Linked DNA regions of Homo sapiens: region 1 is linked to region 2. The links are chromatin loops, found by intact Hi-C in ENCODE. Cell type or tissue: dorsolateral prefrontal cortex. All regions are shown on one strand. Links, peaks and the distances in the headings refer to the core of each region. The heading gives the core; the rest is flanking DNA. Region 1 has its middle 25 kb from the start of FAM178B. Region 2 holds the start of FAHD2B (fumarylacetoacetate hydrolase domain containing 2B).

What was found. A loop is a pair of places that touch in the nucleus more often than their neighbours do. Peaks named below come from ENCODE experiments on the same cell type or tissue, not always from the same donor. Only the 100,000 strongest peaks of a DNase experiment are listed, where the experiment ranks them.
Region 1: it touches region 2 in a loop (3-fold over the local background); 2 of 110 quality-filtered maps call a loop at or near these places.

What each region holds. Positions count from the first base shown.
Region 1 is chr2:97,006,230-97,016,151 of GRCh38, reverse strand. It overlaps the pseudogene LOC100421288. Among named protein-coding and RNA genes, the nearest start is that of FAM178B, 25 kb to the right of the region's middle. In dorsolateral prefrontal cortex, for the core only: a CTCF peak has its summit at 3,763 (motif pointing left); a DNase peak (open chromatin) is centred at 7,563; H3K27ac peaks cover 489 bases.
Region 2 is chr2:97,089,168-97,099,089 of GRCh38, reverse strand. FAHD2B (fumarylacetoacetate hydrolase domain containing 2B) reads left to right here and starts at 4,208. Exons shown (of 9, transcript NM_001320848.2): 1 at 4,208-4,389; 2 at 7,102-7,227; 3 at 7,378-7,628; 4 at 8,765-8,981. The coding sequence starts at 7,384. In dorsolateral prefrontal cortex, for the core only: no CTCF peak of the experiment used is centred there; DNase peaks (open chromatin) are centred at 4,189 and 5,336; H3K4me3 peaks cover 1,859 bases; H3K27ac peaks cover 1,654 bases.

The DNA of each region.
Region 1 (9,922 bases), core at 665-8,664, 83 kb after region 2:
TAGTCAGGAATATAGAAGCTGGCCACCATGCCTGGCAGTTTGTTTCATTTTAATTTAATTTGAGGTCATCCCCCAGGCCATAAGAGAAGAGATGGGAGAATAGAAGAACAAAATGTAGATATATACTCCCTTCTTTCTATTCTCATTTCACCATCATACAATATCCCCTTGGTTTTTGTTTTAATAATTGTTCTGCCACAGTTAATTACACATTCACTAGTGTGTTTCCACTATCAAACGTACTTCTTCAGTATACTGTGGAAATTAACAAATGCTTGTTAACAGAAAAAAAACAAAACCTAAAGCTTGGTCAACATCACTGTCTTCCATACCGGGGAATGAGTGTTGCTGTGGGGTCTTGAACAAGTCTCCTCAAGGTAGGAGGCTAAACTTGACTTTCGAGGTAGGGCTCAGACACCAAACCAAATTGAGGATTAGCTAAAACAGGGACCAGGCAGAAGCAACTTTCCAAAAGACACGCCCACCAGTGCGCCAGAGCAGGTTACCATTGCCATGGCAACACCCAGGAGTTATCACCCATTCCATGGCAATGACTTGACATCCCAAATTACCCTTTCTCTAGAAATTTCTGCATAAACCCCTTAGTCTACATGCTATTAAAAGTAGGTGTAACCATGACTGCAAAACTGCTGTGAGCTGCTAATCTCTGCCCATGGAGTAGCCCTGCTCTGTGGGAGCAGCCACAAAGCTGTAACATCACCAGAGCTGAAACGCTACTGCTTCAATAAAGCTGTTTACCTCTACCTTTGGCTTGCCCTTGAATCCTTTCCTGGGCAAAGTCAAGGACTCTCAAAGGTTAAGCCCCATTTTGAGGCTCACCTGCCCTGCATTGAGCTAGACTCACTTTGCCAAAGTGTTGTTAATTATCAAGCCTAGTGATGAGAGCTTACAAAGCTTACATTTATTGAGAACTTATCATGTGGTACGCATGTGTTTTAAATGCTTCAAATATAAAAACCTCTATAGTCCAATATTTACAATAAAAAACTGAACTGTGGGAAATTTAACAGATCTGAACTAAGGCAACTAGTCTCCCACATCTGTACTCTTCATTTTGCAGTGTGTTGCCGTCTCCAATGAAATGTGGGTAATAGACCAACATTCCAACGACCACTGGTTGAGAGTCAGGTCACATCATGCTGTATCCAGAATTGGTGGGTTCTCGGTCTCACTGACTTCAAGAACGAAGCCACGGCCCATGGCGGTGAGTGTTACAGTTCTTAAAGATAGTGTGTCAAGAGTTTGTTCCTTCAGATGTTCAAATGTGTACGGAGCTTCTTCCTTCTGGTGGGTTCGTGGTCTCACCGACTTCAGGAGTGAAGCTGCAGACCTTGAGGTGAGTGTTATAGCTCATAAACACGGGGTGGACCCAAACAGTGAACAGCAGCAAGATTTATTTTAAATAACAAAAAGAACAAAGCCTCCACAGTGTGGTAACGGACCCTAGCAGGTTGCGCCTGCTGGCGCAGGTGCCCTGCTTTTATTCCTTCTCTGGCCACACCCACATCCTGCTGATTGGTCCATTTTACAGAGCGCTGATTGGTCCATTTTGACAGAGTGCTGATTGGTGCTTTTACAATCCTTTAGCTAGACAGAAAAGTTCTCCATGTCCGCATCTGATTAGCTAGACACAGAGCCCTGATTGGTGTGTTTACAAACCTTTAGCTAGACACAGAGTGCTGACTGGTGTGTTTACAATCCTTTAGACAGAAAAGTTCTCCAAGTCCCCACCCATCCCAGAAGCCCAGCTGGCTTCACCTCTCACTGGCACTTGCCGCTGGACTTTGTGGCACCTAGCCCGGGCACTCTGGCATCCCAGAGGGAGCTCGTCCCAGACAATCCAGAGGAAAAGAGGGGGAGCGAGAAAGAGACGGAGACCTACTATCGTGGCCAACGATCCCGCGAAGAGGGAACGGGGGTCTATTCACGGGATTCAGCCTCCTATCAAGCCCAGCAGGCTCCGACGGGCTGCGCTGAGTGCGGGACTTGCCGAACCCTCGCTAGTCCGCAAGAGATGGGCGCGGCCCAGGCTCCTGCTGGCGCGTCTCTCTTCACACTTCCCCTTCAGCAGAGGTAGCCAGCTCTGGCCTAGGCCAGCACCAGAGGGGTCCCTCATAGCGCAGCGGCGGGCTGAAGGGCTCCTGGAGCGCGGCCAGAGTAGACACCGAGGCTGAGGAGGCACCCAGGGCGAGCGAGGGCTGCTAGCATGTTGTCATTTCTCAGTGCCACTAAAGAGTTTATTATAATACCTAACACAATAAAAAATAAATATCTGCTGTAATATTAAAATATTATTAATAAAAATAATATTTACCACATAATTTACCACTTTCACTCCATCTCATCACTGAATAATCTATAACTTTACTGTAACAACAAGCCCAATCCTCCTTCTCTTTCTCAGGAGATGACTTTGCATCTCATCTTGTCAATAAAATGGAGTTTATGTAATCTTTTATATTTAGGCTCAAAGCCATTTTTTTCATAACCTTAATAGCACCCTTCATCACCGCATTTCAACTGTTTACACGAAAACACAATTTAAAGTTTTTTATGGCTTGGCATGGTAGCTCATGCCTGTGATCCCAGCACTTTGGAAAGTCGTGGCAGGAAGATTGCTTGAGGTTTGAGACCAGCCTAGGCAATATAGTAACACCCCATCTCTACAAAATATATATGTATATATAAGACATACGTGGTGGCTCACACCTGTAATCTTAGCTACTCACAAGGCTGAGGTGGGAGGACCACGTCGGTCCAGGAGTTTAAGGCTACAATAAGCTAAGATTGCACCACAGCACTCCAGCCTGGGTGACAGAATGAGACCTCGTCTCAAAAAAAAAAAAATTATATGTGAATATATGTTTACAAAAATGCCGGCTTTGTTCCAGACCTGGATTGTTGTGCTCTGGATATATGAAGTTCTTAATATTCTCCTTACATAAGAATAAAAGAATTAATATAAACAAATATTTTTCTGTAATAGAATTAGGAAAATTTCCCAAAATATGGGTAGCATAATATGATAGAAAATATTAAAGGATAATGTCAAAAAACATAAGAAGATTAGTGTCAAGATTCACATGCTAATGAACTTTCATTATTTATATATTTGAAACAATTGTATCTTATTTTTATTCTATAAGGTTGATTTTGAAATTTTCTGAGGATGGCCAACATGTACCAGGAAAATACGAAGATTCTTAGTGATAAGAAAATATAAAAAAGGACTTACAATGATGGAGACTGTCAGGAATTAAATTGACATACATATTAAGCTACTCACTAAGAATAAAATGATTTCCATCTCATTTACTGTAGAAATATACAAAACACACTTACATTATAAAGAGGAATACAGATGATAGAGAGTGCATATTTTTATAATAAATTGAGAAACCTATGTTAAAACAAAAAGAGGAAAGAAAATATCTTGGATTATAAACAAGAGATCAATTATGACTAATATGTAAAGAATTTGTATCATCTGTAATTTATTCAGTCTCATAAACCTGAGGGTACATTTCTCACAGATACCCAGTATCAGCGAAAACCTCTCATGGGATCAGTTAGGGCACAGGCTAATTTACTCTAATAAAGATCCCAATTTTAAGTAAATGGGGGCTATATTTTTTCATCTACTTATCTAAAAAGAGGAGGTAATCAAAAAAACGACTGTTACTTTCAACAACTGGATTTCATCTTTATTTGCAAGAAAGTGAAATTTGTTGCCATCTGCTGTTCAGCGAGAAAACTGAAAAAACATCCTGAGCAAGAGGACCTGAATGTAAGGAAATGACATGGTGCTTTCTACAATACTTCTGTTCCCATCCTCTTCCTTCAAGCTAAGGCATGCAGCACACTGAGCTGCCAGATGTATCTGGAAATGCTGAATACACATTAAATGTTTATTTTTATTTCCTTTATTTTATTTTATTTATTTTTATCTATTTATTTATTTATTTATTTATTTATTTTGCCAGAGACAAGGTCTTGCTGTGTTGCCCATGGTGGTCTCGAAGTTGTGAACTCTAATAACCTTCCTACCTCAATCGCCCAAAGCATTGGGATTAGAGGCATGTGCCACTGGGTCTGGCCTTTTCTTTTTCTTTTTTTTTTCTTTGATTTAGAAGAAAAAAAAAATTCAATGACAGACAGAGCAGAAGAAATACCCAGAGCTTGTGTTCAATGAAAATCAGGTGATCCTTTACTAAAGAGTTGCTTTTAGTTCGAACCGGGAATGAGTATTCAGGAATAAGTAAACCCTGCTTTTTACCACTGTCTAGGTGCCCGATGTTTCCCCATTCAGCAACTGGCTAACTAAGGATCATATGGCAAGAAGGATCTTATGTGTCTTTTAATCTCTTAAATTGATGGCTAAATCAAGGTGATTATCCAAATTATGAAAATACTTATCAGCAATGCTTCCTTATTCTTTCTGTCTGTACTACCTAGACTGCTTAGTTAACTTTCTCTCTTCTCCTCCCACACATTTTTTGTAGCACTTTACTAGGTAACAGGAGAAGTCTATTACCTTCTGAAATTTGTGTCTCTCCAAGTGATCTCACATTGTGGAATTTTACTTTCTGGGCTTTCAACCCAATTTTCCTTTCTGCTTCCATGTAAAGTTCCTGAGCGTTCTCTATTGACACTAAAATTTCCATAAGCAGCAGCCATTACACTCTCAATATTACCTTGTTACCAATTTTGTTTGTCATTTATTCAAAGAAAATTTTGTAGCTAATCTTATTTAGCTTAGATTTACTTGTACATACAAGTGGTATTAGCCACTAAGGACATTTAAGATATAGGTTGGTAAATTTTCTCAGCCATTAAACCAAAAATTAATTACATTCTTCTGTTTTGATAACTTCTATTATAATTATTCTCGCCTGGGACATTCCTAAAATTCAGAAATAAAATTAAGGTAAGACACTGGGAACTTTGCCAGTTATATCAGAAACCTAAGATTCCTTCTCACCTCCTGAAGAGGTTATTGATCCATTTGCCTTGTCACATTTTGGGGGGCAGAAGTAAAATTCTTCATAGAAATAAAATTAAAAACTGATGTGGAAACATAGTATGTGTGTAGTTCAAACCAGAGAAGTGATATGAAATTTAAGGAAGAGTATACAAAATGAGAAGAGATCACAGTCTATGATGAAATTCTGGGAAAGCCATAGCATAAAGATCACATCAAGGAATATGAGCCCAGGAAGGAACTAACATGTGTTAACCATATAGTTAAAAAAAGAAAATTACATGTTGGGAGGCTGAGGCGGGCAGATAACTTGAGGTCAGGAGTTCAAGACAAGCCTGGCCAACATAGTGAAACCCTGTCTCTACCAAAATTACGAAAATTAGCCAGACGTGGTGGGCATCTGTAATCCCAGCTACTTCAGACACGGGGCTGGAGACTTGCTTGAACCCCGAAGGTGCAGGCTGCAGTGAGCTGAGATTATGCCACTGCACTTCACCCTGGGTGCCAGAGTACGACTCTGTCTCAAAAGAAAAGAAAAGAAAGGAAAATTATTTGTGGCAAAATAAAGCAAATGCATAATAGTAGCATACATAGAGTTCTTGTCTTGTGTTCTCAATTTAGCCGGCATAATTTAATTTATCATTTCAACTAACTACAGCTGATGATGCTGCAGACTCAGAGAGGAATGTCTACCCAGGTGTCCTCCCGTGAGCTTCCCTTTGACTCATTGCTAGTAACCAAAAATTCAAGATTATGTAAAATAAATTTACTGTTATTAGACAATAAAAATTCGACTGCCTTCAAATCAGAAAATGTTATTTCTGTTCTCAGTTTAACTCCTGATGTGTGTGTGTGTGTGTGTGTGTGTGTGTGTGTGTGTGTGATTTTGGCCAGATTTTCTCATATCTCTTTGGGTTTTCTCATTGTATATTTGAAGATATGAAAAGACAAAATTTTTGCAAATTTAGCTAAATGATCAAATTGGCTTCTAACTGTGATTCAAAAATCAGGAAATATCTCATCCAAAAATAGAGAGTTTCTGTGCTGGATATGGGACAAGAGCCAGTTTTTGTAAGGTTTCTTGAACAGGAACAAAGAAACAAAATAATACAACAAACGAAATGGTTAACATCAGGTTACTCTTCTTGCATAGATGAAAGAATGGAGGACTTCCTTATCATGCTGGCTAAAGCTGGCCTGTTTTAGCATTTGGCTATTATGCATCCGTCCTGATTTTTTACTAAGTCAGGTAAACAATGTAATTAAAAACTCAGGGATGCAGAACTTTAGCAAGAATAGCTGCATTTTGATTTGGTCTGTTGGGGCATAGTCCAAATAAATGGCATTTTTAAAAATTTGAATTAACAGAATGTTTTTACATTTATCTCACATTTTTATAGTATTTTAGGATTTAATTTTCTATCCTTGTTATTCTTCTGAGGTTTCCTTAAAATGGCTGAGGACAGTCACCTAATACATACTGGAATTTTATACTTCTAACCTTTCTAACTTTTAGGAACACACATGACCTTATTTTATAGGGGGAGCTTAAATTCATTATTTTATTACTTGAAAATTTCAGAAAGAAAATATCTTTCTTTCTGAATTTTCTGGGAGATAGGCAGAATAATCTGGGAGATAGGCAGAAAATCTAGAGACAACTGAGAGAAGAGGGCAATATAATCACAATGTGGAAAAGAGATCAGTGGCAATTTTTTCTTTTAATCCAATCTTGGAAACAGATCATTTATTCACTCACCCATTCTTTAATCCCAGCCACCTGGAATTCCCTTGTGAGTCTCTTCCCTCACCTGTAGTTTATTTCCAAACATATTCGGGAAACATGCACAGAGAACACTACATTACCCTAATCCTATTAATAAAACAATCACTTTAATAGGAAGGAAGAAGCCTGTACGAATCAAAAAGGATGATCAAGACAAATTTCTGTGATTTTTTTTGTAGCATCGTGCATGGAGGATCGACATGGTTTCCACAGAGCTGGAGTCATTCAGGAAAGCTTCTTATATCGAGAGTGGTCCAGAAGAATTCTACCAAAGATTTAAGAAGTGTTTTTCTGCAACTCACATCTTCATAAGTATAAAGGGTAAAGATTCTCAGAATACAGCTCATGGATATCTGATTCTTAACAGGTAAGACAGATACTGTCCAAGAGCATTTCCAACAGGATAATATTGAGTAGTGTATCCTTCCATGCACCTGGAAAGCCAGGAATTAGAGAAAAGTATGAAGATGAGAAAGCAGTGTCATCTGCTGTTGTTGCAGTGATGGTACAAGCTCCAGCTTACCAAACTATCAGTGGGCAGCACACTGCCATTACTCAGTGAGGAGCTTTAGAACTAACTAGTAATGATACTCTTGGTGCACAGGGACTGCAGAAAAGATAATGGACTAGAGGAGCCACTCTATTGCTGGTGACGTACACAGTGCACTATCTAGAGACCACTGATGGGCAGAGAATGCTAGCAGCCAGTAACCAGGTTGTCGTACTAGCTGTCACAGAAAATGTGCCATCATCCCAGATTGGCATCCTCTATCAGCATTGTGCCTGGAGCTGGTAGGGCATCTTTCCAAGGTCCAACTGCTCAGCTTTTCAAAAGGCAGTGGAGAAGAGAGAGAGGCTGGCCCGAAAAGAAACAATGAAGCATCATGAGAATATTGTAGAAAGTATAAGGAAAATGGGAACAATTTAGAAAAGAAAATGCAGAACTTGGAAAAGCAAACAACTCTTTCATTAAGGACATAAATGCACTTAAGAGGTTTGTTATTGTAAAAAATAAAATAGATTATGTTTCAATTTATATGTTGTGTTTATTTGCATGGCAAGTTTCCTGACATTAGCTTTATTGAAAGAGCTATTTGTTCTGAAGAAAAGCAGCAGGAGTATCTCAGATTAGTACTGAAAAGCAAGGATACCATAAGGAAGAGTTTGGACTATGATAGGAGCTTCACTTGAATGCTGAGTTATAAAATCTGGTCAGGTAGTGGTGTGCAAGATGTTCTATAGGCAGAAAGAGGCAACAGCTAAGAGAGTAGAATAATTTCCATCGAAAGGAGCCTTGGTTGTTAGTCTAGGATACAAGTAACAGGCAGAGAGATGGAAGGAAAAACAATATAAAGAACATCTCTAGCCAAACATTTCAGATATTTCCATCTTATCCCTCAAAAGTACTTATCTAGGCCAGGTGCGGTGGCTCACGCCTGTAATCCCAGCACATTGAAAGGCTGAGAGCGGCGGATCACCTGAGGTCATCAGTTCAAGACCAGCCTGGCCAACTGGTGAAACCCCGTCTCTACTAGAAATAAAAATAAAAAATTAGCCGGGCGTGTTGGTGGATGCCTGTAATCTCAGCCAATTGGGAGGCTAAGGCAGGAGAATTGCTTGAACAGAGGTGGCGGAGGTTGCAGTGAGCCGAGATGGTGCCAGGGCACTCCAGCCTGGGGAACAGGGCAAGAGTCCATCTCACAAACAAACAAACAAACAAACAAACAAACGAAAAACCAACTTGTCTAATGCGGTCCCATCTTCTCCAACCCAGAGCGTGTGAGGTGTGGATTCCTTATTTGGTCCTAAGCATTTGGCTGCATGGCTGAGACAGCTCTTCCTCTCAGTTGTGCTCTATGTCCTTGTTTCTCTGCTGTGATATCAATTTTGGGTGTCAGTTTGAGTGCGGACTTTCATGATTGACACGGGTGGCACTTTGTGGTATGTGTGACGGCAGATCCTCATCAGGACACAGATTCAGAGTTAGTTTCTCAGAAAATGAAGATCTCAGAGGGAAGAGCTGTGCCTAAACTAGCCCCGTAAAATTTGAGAATCAGTCAATTACTCTGCAGAAAAAGAAACACGCCTAAAATTTTACATGGAATTGTCTTCATTGACAAGTTTCTTGCCATATTTTAGTTTAGAAACTGTACATATGAGTAGGTGACTATGAAGTAATGGCAACAGTAACAACAAGTTGATAGTATTCCTAAATATAGAAAACAGCATTTTGCCTTTGTGGAAAGAGAAGAGAGGACATTTGCACAGAGGAGCGCCAGGCACCATCTGATGAGGGATGGGTACCAAGATTGGAAATGATTACAAGGAAATATATAAATGGCAATAGATAATAACCACTTTTAATTTAATTTATTTACCAATCCCCCAATTTAGTGAGGTGTACTTTGTATGTAAGATCTAGTTTTGTGATTCTTATTGTTTAAATCAAAGAAAGTAAATGGTTTTGTATCTGAATTGATGAAAACTCGAGCAGTTGCAGCTAACTTGAGTTTGGTAAAAATATCCAGAACCTGAACTGATTCTGTTAAAGCAGGAGGTCATATTGGAGAGGTCACTATAGACTCTGTATACAATCTGGATGGATGTTTTGGGGCCAAATTTTGTATTTCTCAAAAAGCAAAGTGGCCTCAATTAACATCAGAGGATCTAAACATATCTGCTCTGTTTTTGTCCTGTGTGAGATGTTGTGAAGTGGAACAAGGAAGAAAGAAAGAGCACAGCCATGAGCTACCATGGCAAGTAGCGGCCCTGAAACCAGAGTTCTACAGTACAGGGCTGGTCCTCAACAATGAAATACTAGCTGATACTGGGTGTCTAATTTGCAAGAAGAAGACCAACATACAAAGAAAGAGCCTTTTTACTAAGCATTAGGGGTTATGACAGAAATAAAATTTTTTCTAGAAATGATGAGACAGAAGCTAACCACCAAAATTACTCATGCAGGGAATATTGCCATAATAACCAACGAATGCATGTTTTACATGTTGGGAAGAGTTTTCTTAGGACTTCTTAATTTTCTTAGGACTAGCACCAGAAAAAAGCAAAAACATCTGGAAAAGACTGAATAAAAATTCCTTTCAAGGCCAGACATAGTGCCTCATGCCTTTAATCCC
Region 2 (9,922 bases), core at 898-8,897:
TTTCTAAGAGACTTTGGCAAATGAGTCATATCAGTCAGGATGGGCTGAGTTTTGCTGCAATAACAAAAGACTCCCAAATCTCAGTGTCATCTCCCTCATATTCCACATCCAATGTGAGTTGGCTGTGGCTCCATCTATGGCGTTTTTACTCTGGAACACAAGCTGACAGAGTGGTTTTTATTTAGAGCATTCTATCTAGTAGCAGAGGGAAAAGAGACATGGCAAACACAGGCCGGCTTTTACAGAAGCCTTGTAAGGGGTCTATGATGCTCCTACCCACATAGCATCGGCCAAAACAAGTCTGATGGCCAGGCCTTAGTTCAGCTAGATGTGAACACCCCATGCTCCAGCAGGAGGAGGCACAGCTGATGATGACCAACGGTGATTGAATCTACCCCAAGGAGATTATCAGAATGATGTGAGGTCTAAGAAAGGTGAGGGAACTAGGGGAGAGGTGGCAGAGGAATGACATGCTGGTTTTATTCAAACATATTAGAAAATGCAAGACAAGATGTGTTCTGCACAGCTCCAGGGGCAAGCTGAAGACATTTCTACCAGCTAGGAGTCACAGGCTTCAGGTTATCATGGGAAGCACATTCTGACAGGAAGGACTACCCAGCATTAGGGAATACCGAGGGCACGTTGTTACCTGGGCTGCTCCATGCGCCCAGGACAGTGATGACACTTGAAGACAGTGTTGCCTTCCATTCTCCCCCTCCCCATAAAATACTGGGCCCAGCTGCCCACACAGCAGTGAGCTCCCTATCCCTGAAAAAATGTAAGCACAGCCTGGGTGCTCCTGGACAGAGGGCTGTGGATGGAGCCCCTGCATCGCAGGGTGAGGCCAGACCACAGCAAGCCAGAGGAGGGTGTGTCTAGCCCAGGGTACACGTAGGACAGATAACCTGGCAGGGATGCTGTGCTCCTTCTTGCTAACATGTGCCCCTCTCAAGCTTCCAGGAAAAAAAAATCACATAATGAGGTTGCTAAGATCTACAGAAAGAATGAATCTTCTATCCATGAAATTGTGAAGAAGGGAAAAGAAATTTGTGCCAGTTTTACTGTCACACCTCAAAGTGCAAAACTTATGGCTACAGTGTGTGAGAAGCGCTTAGGGTAGAAAAAGCATTAGATTTGTGAGTGGAAGATGTCAACAGAAACGTATTCTGATTGACAGCAACCGTGTAGCACCAGATTAACTTCATCTGGATTAAATTTGTTCACTGGCATCAATGTATAGGAAAAGATGTGGCAGATGTAGGGTTTGGTACTATCTGCAGTTTCAGGCATCCGCCAGGGGTCTTTGAAGATATCCCCCAAGGATACTCCATATAAATGAAATCATCCAATATGTACTCATTTTTAATCTACCCTTTTTCACTCCAAATAATTATCTTGATATATATCCATGTTGTATCAACAATTCATCCCTTTTTCTTGCTAAGTAGTATTCCCTAGTGTGGCTAAACACAGAGTGTTTACACATTCACCTGTTAATGGAAAATTGGGTGGTTTCCAGTTTGGGGATTTTACAAAAAGCCTGCTGTGAACACTTCTGAATACATCTTTGCATGAGCATATTTTTCTTATTTCTCATGTAATTACTATCAAACAAAAATATAAATCTGGATTCCATAAAAAGAGAATTTATTCAAAAGGATTGTTGTGGGGGTTGGGGGGGGGACTATTACAATAAGGAGACAGTCTGACGATGTGATCCTCAAGTGTCTCAGAGGTTAGGCAAAGGGCTGACCTTGTATAGGGAGGCGTAAACGTGGCTAGAAAGAACTGTTATGGGAAAGTGAGCTGAGCAAGAGTGTCATGATCGAGCAGGTCTTACCATGCAGATAGCCTGTTCTCAGGAGGGACCCTCAGGAGGGCGGTGGGTTGGCACAAGCTGCGGGTGGGCCAAAGCTCAGGGGCTTGGAGAAGGAGAGAATCTGAACCAAGGTTTGGTTACAGGCATTTTGTTCTTATTGATCTGTGGGAACAAGCAGTCCAGCTAATCATTTATGATGCCAAGAATGGGAATTTAGAGGGTCTGTGTATGGTCTGGTCATGAGGGGACATTCAGGATTCTTATCCAAGCTATATGGAAAGTCACTGGTTCTTTCCAGTAGGGTGTTTTCTGGAACAAAGGAGTGGAGGGATTCCTTAATCTTCACTATTTCTAGGAGCAAAGGGCTAAGGTGCAACTCAATACTGTCAATAGTTAGGATTGAAATGGCTAGGTCATATGGTAGGAGTATGTTTAACTCTCTTCATACACTGCCAAATGATTTTCAATTGTAGTGATACTATTTTATAATCCCATAAGCAGTGTACAAGAATCCCAGGTCCTCCACATTCTTTCGAATACTTGGTATAATCAGTCTTCTTTGTCCATTCTAGTAGGTGTGAGACGGTGTCACACTGTGCTTGTAATTTGCATATCCTTAATTATTAATGATGTTGAGCATCTTTTCATGTCTTTCAATTTTCTATCTGTATATCTTCTTTGGTGAAGTGTCTGTTTAAATATTTTGTCCATTTAAAAAATTGAATTGTTTGATTTTATCTATTGATTTTAAGTGCTCTTTCTATATTCTGGATACAAGTCTTTTATCAAATATAGCCTCTGAAGATCTTTTCTTTCAGGCTGTAACTTAGCTTTTCAGAAAGTCTTTGGGAGCTATGGCTTAATGAAACACTTACGCCAGGTTCTCCTCAGCACATCCCCCTGATCACAGCCACCCCCATAGGCTCCATTTCTTTTTTTTTTTTTTTTTTTTTTTGAGACAGAGTCTCGCTCTGTTCCCCAGTGGTGTGATCTGGGCTCACTGCAAGCTCTGCCTCCCGGGTTCAGGCCATTCTCCTGCCTCAGCCTCCCGAATAGCTGGGACTACAGGCGCCCGCCAACACGCCCGGCTAATTTTTTGTATATTTAGTGGAGACGGCGTTTCATAATGTTGGCCGGGATGGTCTCGATCTCCTGATCTGATTCGCCCACCTTGGCCTCCCAAAGTGCTGGGATTACAGGTGTGAGCCACCGCACCCGGCCATAGGTTCCATTTCTATATCAGTGGTGACTTTCTGCAAGCTAGGCTGAAGTCCCAAGCTCCAGACCCACGTCTCCAACTGCCCACCGTTCAATGCCCTTTGGATGTCCCATGCAAATTGGAGCTCACTATCATCTCCCCAGACCCGCTGCTCCTCCAGAAGCCCTGTCTCCATGAACGGCCCTGCACCTACCGGGCTAGAGACCCAGGAGCCGGCCTTGTACCTGCTTCCTTCTCACTTCCACCTCCTGTCATCCAGAGCTGTCAGTTCTTCTTCCTGAACATCTCTGGACACTCACCTTCTCCGCCAAGCACCGCACCACCATTGTTCTCACCCGCACCACCCACCCAGATACCTTTCCTTAGACGGGTGGCCAGAGAAAAACTTCTCAAATAGAAGTCGGGCCATGGCACGCCACTGAGGACCTTCCAGCGGTCTCCTGTGCACTTAAACGAGGTCCAGACTCCTTTGTGGGACAAGTAAAGCTCTTGATGATCTGGTCCTTGAGTAATGTGGGGGCCTCTTGCCCAGAGCCCCTCACACTCTTCAAAGCCGGCAGCTGAAGAGCTGAGCAGTAGCTGTCTGTGGAGTTCAGCCACCGCTCCCCGCACGCCTGCCCTCTGCAGGGGATGGAGCACCGTTTCCCCACTTCCCCACCTGCGCCCAGCAGTGCAGGTGAAGGCCTGGCTGCGGAGAGTGGCTGGGAAACGCTGAGCTTTGGGGTCAGGAATGCCAGCTCCACTACTCACCGCCTGTGTCACCCTGGGAAAACAGCTCTGGCCCCAGGTTCTCCATAAGTAAAACAGGGTCACTCATCCCTCCCCTCCTTAACGACATATGTCAGAATCAGAAGCCACAAATCATTCTCTCCCACCCAGCACGCTGCCTTGGTCTCCTAGACCACTTTCCCCAACAATGGGAAAGGCGCCAGGCCCAGAACAAGGCCGAGACCGGATGAGGCCAGCGAAGCGCCCAGGGACAAACTTTCAGGCAGCGCCCACTCTCGGTCTCGGGCAATTGCAGGGTCCCTCCGAGAGCGACCGTCTCCAGAAAACGCGGCCGCCGCCTGCCTATGCCCTGAGCCTGAAGAGCCCCCGGCGCCGCCCGCCCCGCACTGGGCCCGCCCTCCGGGATTGGTGCCCTGCTAGGGGTGGTTGCCTGTGACGTCACAGGACGCGCCCGCTTCTCGCTGGAGTGCGCACCGAGCGGCAGTGACTTCGCCGCTGCTGTAGTTCCCCGGCTGGATGCGGTGACTGGTGCCAGTGCTCAGGCGCCCGCTGCCCTTGACCTCCCGCCCCGCGAGCCCTAACTCAGCGCAGGAGGACCGGCTGCCGCCGCCGCCGCCGCCAGGTAGACCAGGCCTGGCTGGGTTAGGCCAGAAGGGTGTCCCTGGCGCAGGTCTCCCGCGGAGGGCAGAACTAGAACCAGGTTCCCGGCCGTTTCCGACCACACGGATGGGGCGGACCCATGTGAGCCCTCACTAATTGCAGGGGACGAAGCTGGGCATATGGGGAAACTGGGGGTTTCCAGGCGAGTGGACGGTGGGATGGGATCCGACGTGCACACCCACGTTTCAGGCTACTGTTTCCACCTCACGTCGCCGCCCCTTTGCTTATGGACTCTTGCAGAGTTGGATTGAGCTCGGACTGTGTGACATAGTGGTTGTTGCAGAAGCCCCAGGGCCACTTTCTGACTAGTACCTTGGGCACCTGACGTCATCCCTTTGAGTCTCAGTGTCCTCTTCTGTAAAGTGAGGGCGCTTTACCTGAGGGGATTGCTGTAAGGTTGGAATGAACCTGCATGTGTGTGTCATGTGGGAAGGGAACAGTCAATGGGGCCTGGAGTTCTCTTGGAGAGCTGGTAACCAGCCTCGTCCCTGAGGCAATAGCCAGAGAGCGCCTGTAGTTTCCCCACGCATGGCTGTTTGCAGGGCCTCTGGAGGATCTCCTGTGGGAGGTCCCTACTTCTCACTACAATCTTTAGGGCCTTTGGAGGATTTCCTATGGAAGGTCCCCACTTCTCACCACAACATTCTGGGTTAAAATGTCCTTGGTAGGAAGATGGGGCTGAAGCTAGATTTTCTTGCTTGCATTACAGGCTTCTGAACCAAGGACTTCAATGTCACCTGGACTTGGATTCACATCCCAGCTCCCTCCCCTCCTAGCTTTAAGACTGTGTAACCTTGGGCAAATCCCTTAACCGCTTTAAGCCTTAACTGTTTCATCTGTAAAATGGGACTAACAGTACCTACCTTCCACAAGCGTCAAGAATTAAATCAGGCCGGGCGCCGTGGCTCACTCCTGTAATACCAACAATTTGGGAGGCCGAGGTGGGCGGATCACAAGGTCAGGAGATCGAGACCATCCTGGCTAACTCAGTGAAACACCGTCTCTACTAAAAATACAAAAATTAGCCGGGCGTGGCGGCATGCGCCTGTAGTCCCAGCTGCTGGGGAGGCTGAGGCAGGAGAATGGCATGAACCCGGGAGGCAGAGCTTGCAGTGAGCCAAGATTGCGCCACTGCACTCCAGCCTGGGCGACAGAGCGAGACTCCATCTCAAAAAAAAAAAAAAAAAAAAAGAATTAAATCAGACATTGTAGGTAGAGCACTTAATAGTTGGCATTCAGCGGCAGCAGTTACTGTTATGTTAGCATGTGGAGTGTCTGAGTGTGTGCACTTTGGCTCGAACAGCCTTTTGACAGTGGCACAGTTGGTGCTTGTGTAAGATAGCAGGGCAGAGAAGTCAAAACTCTGTTTTCTAGTCAAACTGGCGGGCCACAACAGTGGTGACCTAAGTCTAATGAGTCTTTAACTGAACAAGGCAGATTGAATCTCCAAGTGAGGACCAAGAGTCTGGGGCTCAGCTGCCTCAACATTTTTGGGCATAGAAGGCTGTACAATACAAACTGCCTTTGTTGGAAGAGCAAGGAACCATTCAGGGAAGGCACCATGTGGTAAGGAATAGTGGCCAGACTTGGATTCAGAACAAAACAAGAGAATAGTGTTTGTCTTTAAGTGGAGCCTTGGACTCAAAACAGGACCTGAGCTCTGTGGATAATTTCTTTTTTTTTTTTTTTTTTTTTTTGGAGTCGCTCTGTTGCCTGGGCTGGAGGGATGTGGCATGTTCTTGGCTCACTACAACCTCTGCCTCCTGTGTTCAAGTGATTCTCTTGTCTCAGCTTCCCTAGTAGCTGGGATTACAGGTGCCCGCCACCAGTCCTGGCTAATTTTTTTGCATTTTTAGGGGATACAGGGTTTCACCATGTTGGCCAGGCTGGTCTTGAACTCCTGACCTCAAGTGATCCACCCACCTCGACCTCCCAAAGTGCTAGGGATTTCAGGTGTGAGCCACTGCGTCTGGCCCTTGTGGATACTTTCTAGGTGATTTGAGGAGGAAAGGCACAGCCATGTCTCCTGAAGTTAACAAGCATTAAGCTTTCCCAAGTAGTGAAATGTCAAGCCCCTGCTTCTGTCACTTATTTGTTCATTTAGCAGAAAGTCACTGAGAGCCTTCTGTGCACCAGGCACAGTGCTGGGCAGTGAAAGAGACAGACATGTGCCCTGGATCCAGGGAGGAGATGACCAAGTGATGGCTGTCAGGCCTAGACCTTGCTGTTTGTCTGCAGCCTCTTCCCTCAGGCAACTTGTTCTCTATCAGGAGAAATGAAATAATTATTATCTGGGGAGGCAGGTGGGGGTGTTGCTCCTAGAAGACAAGGACAGCCTGGTAGAGGTTCTAGCTTGATCATGTGAGCAGTGGAAACCATTTTAAACAGGACCAAAATAGCATTTAAAAAATTGCTTATGGCCACTGTGAAGCCAGTTTCACCAGCGTCACTTGCCCATGCTAGGCTGCCACCCAGCTAATTCCTGGTCCTGCTCATTTAGCCCAGCTCAGCTCACATCACTTCCTCCAGAAACTAGACAAGGGTAGAGCCCCTGACCATCTTCACAGCATTAGTCCTGATAGCTGAATCTTACGTCAGTTGTTAACATCTGTGACCTGTGCAGGGAGAATGGCAGGGCTGAGTTTGACCTACATTGTTTCCCCAATACCTACAGCAGAGCCAAGCACAGTGGGAACTTTCAGAAAGCACTGGTTGAAGGAACGCTGGAATCCCTGGGACTTACTGCGTAGCATGTAGTAGTTGCTCCTCTACAAAAGTTTCACCTTATGAAGTATAGCAGGTAAAATACAAGCCTGGACCGCTTCCCGTGTGGTATGCAGGGAACGGTTGATGGGGCAAAGGGCCTTGGGCTATAGCCCTAGGAATATCAGGGATGCTGATGATGGCTCTGAGATCCTCCATCTCCTGGATCCTGTGTTTTTCTCTGCAGGCTCTGATGCTGGTGTCTGGTAGAAGAAGATTACTCACAGCTCTGCTGCAGGCTCAGAAGTGGCCCTTTCAACCCTCCAGAGACATGAGACTAGTGCAGTTCCGGGCACCCCACCTGGTGGGGCCTCACTTGGGCCTGGAGACAGGGAATGGTGGAGGGGTTATCAACCTCAATGCCTTTGACCCCACACTCCCAAAGACGATGACGCAGTTCCTAGAGCAGGGAGAGGCCACCCTCTCAGTGGCAAGAAGGTAAGTAAGTGGGCAGCATCGCCCTGAAGCAGCTGCCCTGGTCCCCCTGCACCCTCCCCGCTCTGGGAAACAGCACCAGCAGGTAGCTCTTTTGCAAGGGAGCAGAGTAACCCCACCTTTCCTTTTCTCCCGTTCTCTTAAAAGATCCTTAGAAATCTTACATAATAACATCTTCAGTTTTCAGAGGAGAAAACAGAGAGCTAGGGGAGGTGATTAACAATTTCAAGGCCATACATGTGGTGCTGGAACCAGGACTCTATACTTCATCACACTGCCTCCTCTGGGAATGAAGTCCTGGACTGACTGACGGGTCTGGGCCCGGGGGTCCTAAAAGGCATCTTATGCAGCTGGGGGAGTGATATAGACTCCCAGCTCCTACAAGGAGAGAGGACTGCAAGGAGGTTTTCTATAAGACACTTGGTTCCTGGGTTTGGACTAGATTAGGTGAGAGTGTCCCTGAAGCCTGGACCCCTATAGAATCTGGTCTAAGGAGCTGATGAACAATAAATTAAAAATACTTTAAGATGTCATTTTCATCTATTAAAATGGAAAAAAATACAAATGTTTCACAGCTCACAGTATTAACAGTATGTTCCCATATTGCCATATTCTGCAAAGACTGGAAATCTCCATGCCCCTCATTAGGGACTTGGGTATATCTCTATAGAGCAGTAATATGCAGCCACAAGAAATAAAGAGGACACTCTCTATGTATTGTTACATATTGTTAAGCAGAGATCTCCAAAGTCAGTTGTTTTTTTAAAAGATGTAAATAGTATGCTATCATTACATACAAAAGGGTGGGAGAAGAATATCCATAGAGTAGCTGCGAAGAGCCAGGGGAACGGGGTAACCAGAAGGGGAAAGGGAGACCTTTCCATGTATTCCAGTTTGTATCTTTTACATGGACATGAGTTACCTAAGGGGGAGAGGAAATCAATACTGGATAAATAAAAGCCCTGCTCTGACAGCAAAGGACAATAGTCAGTGGTTTTCACACTGACTCTGATGGTTGATAGAGCTAGGAAATAGATTTCAAAAAGCAAAACCTGTAGCTGCTGCAGGATCTGCCCAGCCTGCCCGGGATTGCCCACCTGTTCCCAGCCAGACCCTCTCACCTGCTCTGGTCTCTACAGAGCCTTGGCTGCCCAGTTGCCAGTCCTACCATGGTCGGAGGTAACCTTCCTGGCTCCAGTCACATGGCCAGATAAGGTGGTGTGTGTGGGCATGAATTATGTGGACCACTGCAAAGAACAGAACGTGCCCGTGCCCAAGGAGCCCATCATCTTCAGCAAGTTTGCCAGCTCCATCGTGGGGCCCTATGATGAGGTGGTCCTCCCACCACAGAGCCAGGTCAGTGCCTCCCCACTGCCCTCCCTAGTCACTGGGCCCATCACAAGGGCATTCTGAGCTCAGTATTGAGCCTACTGGAGCCACCTCTCGCTCAGTAGTGCATTCAACAGAAACTCTACAGGATTATACACACAGTAGTAACACTGGCCTTGGAAAAAAAAAGTTAATGTACGTGTTTTCCTGGTTACAAAAGCAATACACCTTCACTGTAGATAAAACAGAGATAAACATTTAAAAATTACGTCACCCATAATCCCACTGCCCATGGCTCGGAATATTAATGTTTTTCTGTCTACCTTCCCAGTGTTTCTCCACTCCTGTATATGTTTATACTGTACATATACTTACCTTTTACTTAAGACTCCATCAGGAGCATTTTTTCATGCCATTAAATATTCTCCCTGACATATTTAGGTTACCTTGGAGTTTTGTGATGTACAGGGTAGTTTATATTCCTGAGTACCTTACTGCTGGATACTTGTTTCCAGTTTTTGGTTTCTATAAATAAATGTCGCAATGAACATCCTTATGTAGAAAAGACTTTGCATGTCCATTAATATATTATTATTTCCTTTTTTTTTTTTTTTTTTTGAGACAGAGTCTTTCTCTGTTGCCAGGCTGGAGTGCAGTGGTACAATCTTGGTTCACTGCAACCTCCGCCTCCTGGGTTCAAGTGATTCTCCTGCCTCAGCCTCCCGAGTAGCTGGGACTACAGGCGCATGCCACCACGCCCACCTAATTTTTGTATTTTTAGTAGAGATGGGGTTTTACCATGTTGGCCAGGATGGTCTCAGTCTCTTGGCCTTGTGATCTGCCTGCCTCAGCCTCCCAAAGTGCTGGGATTACAGGTGTGAGTCACCACACCCGGCCTTATTATTTCCTTTGAATGAACTCTTAGGATTTGAATATTATCAAACTACAGGCAGTATTTCAAAACCCTT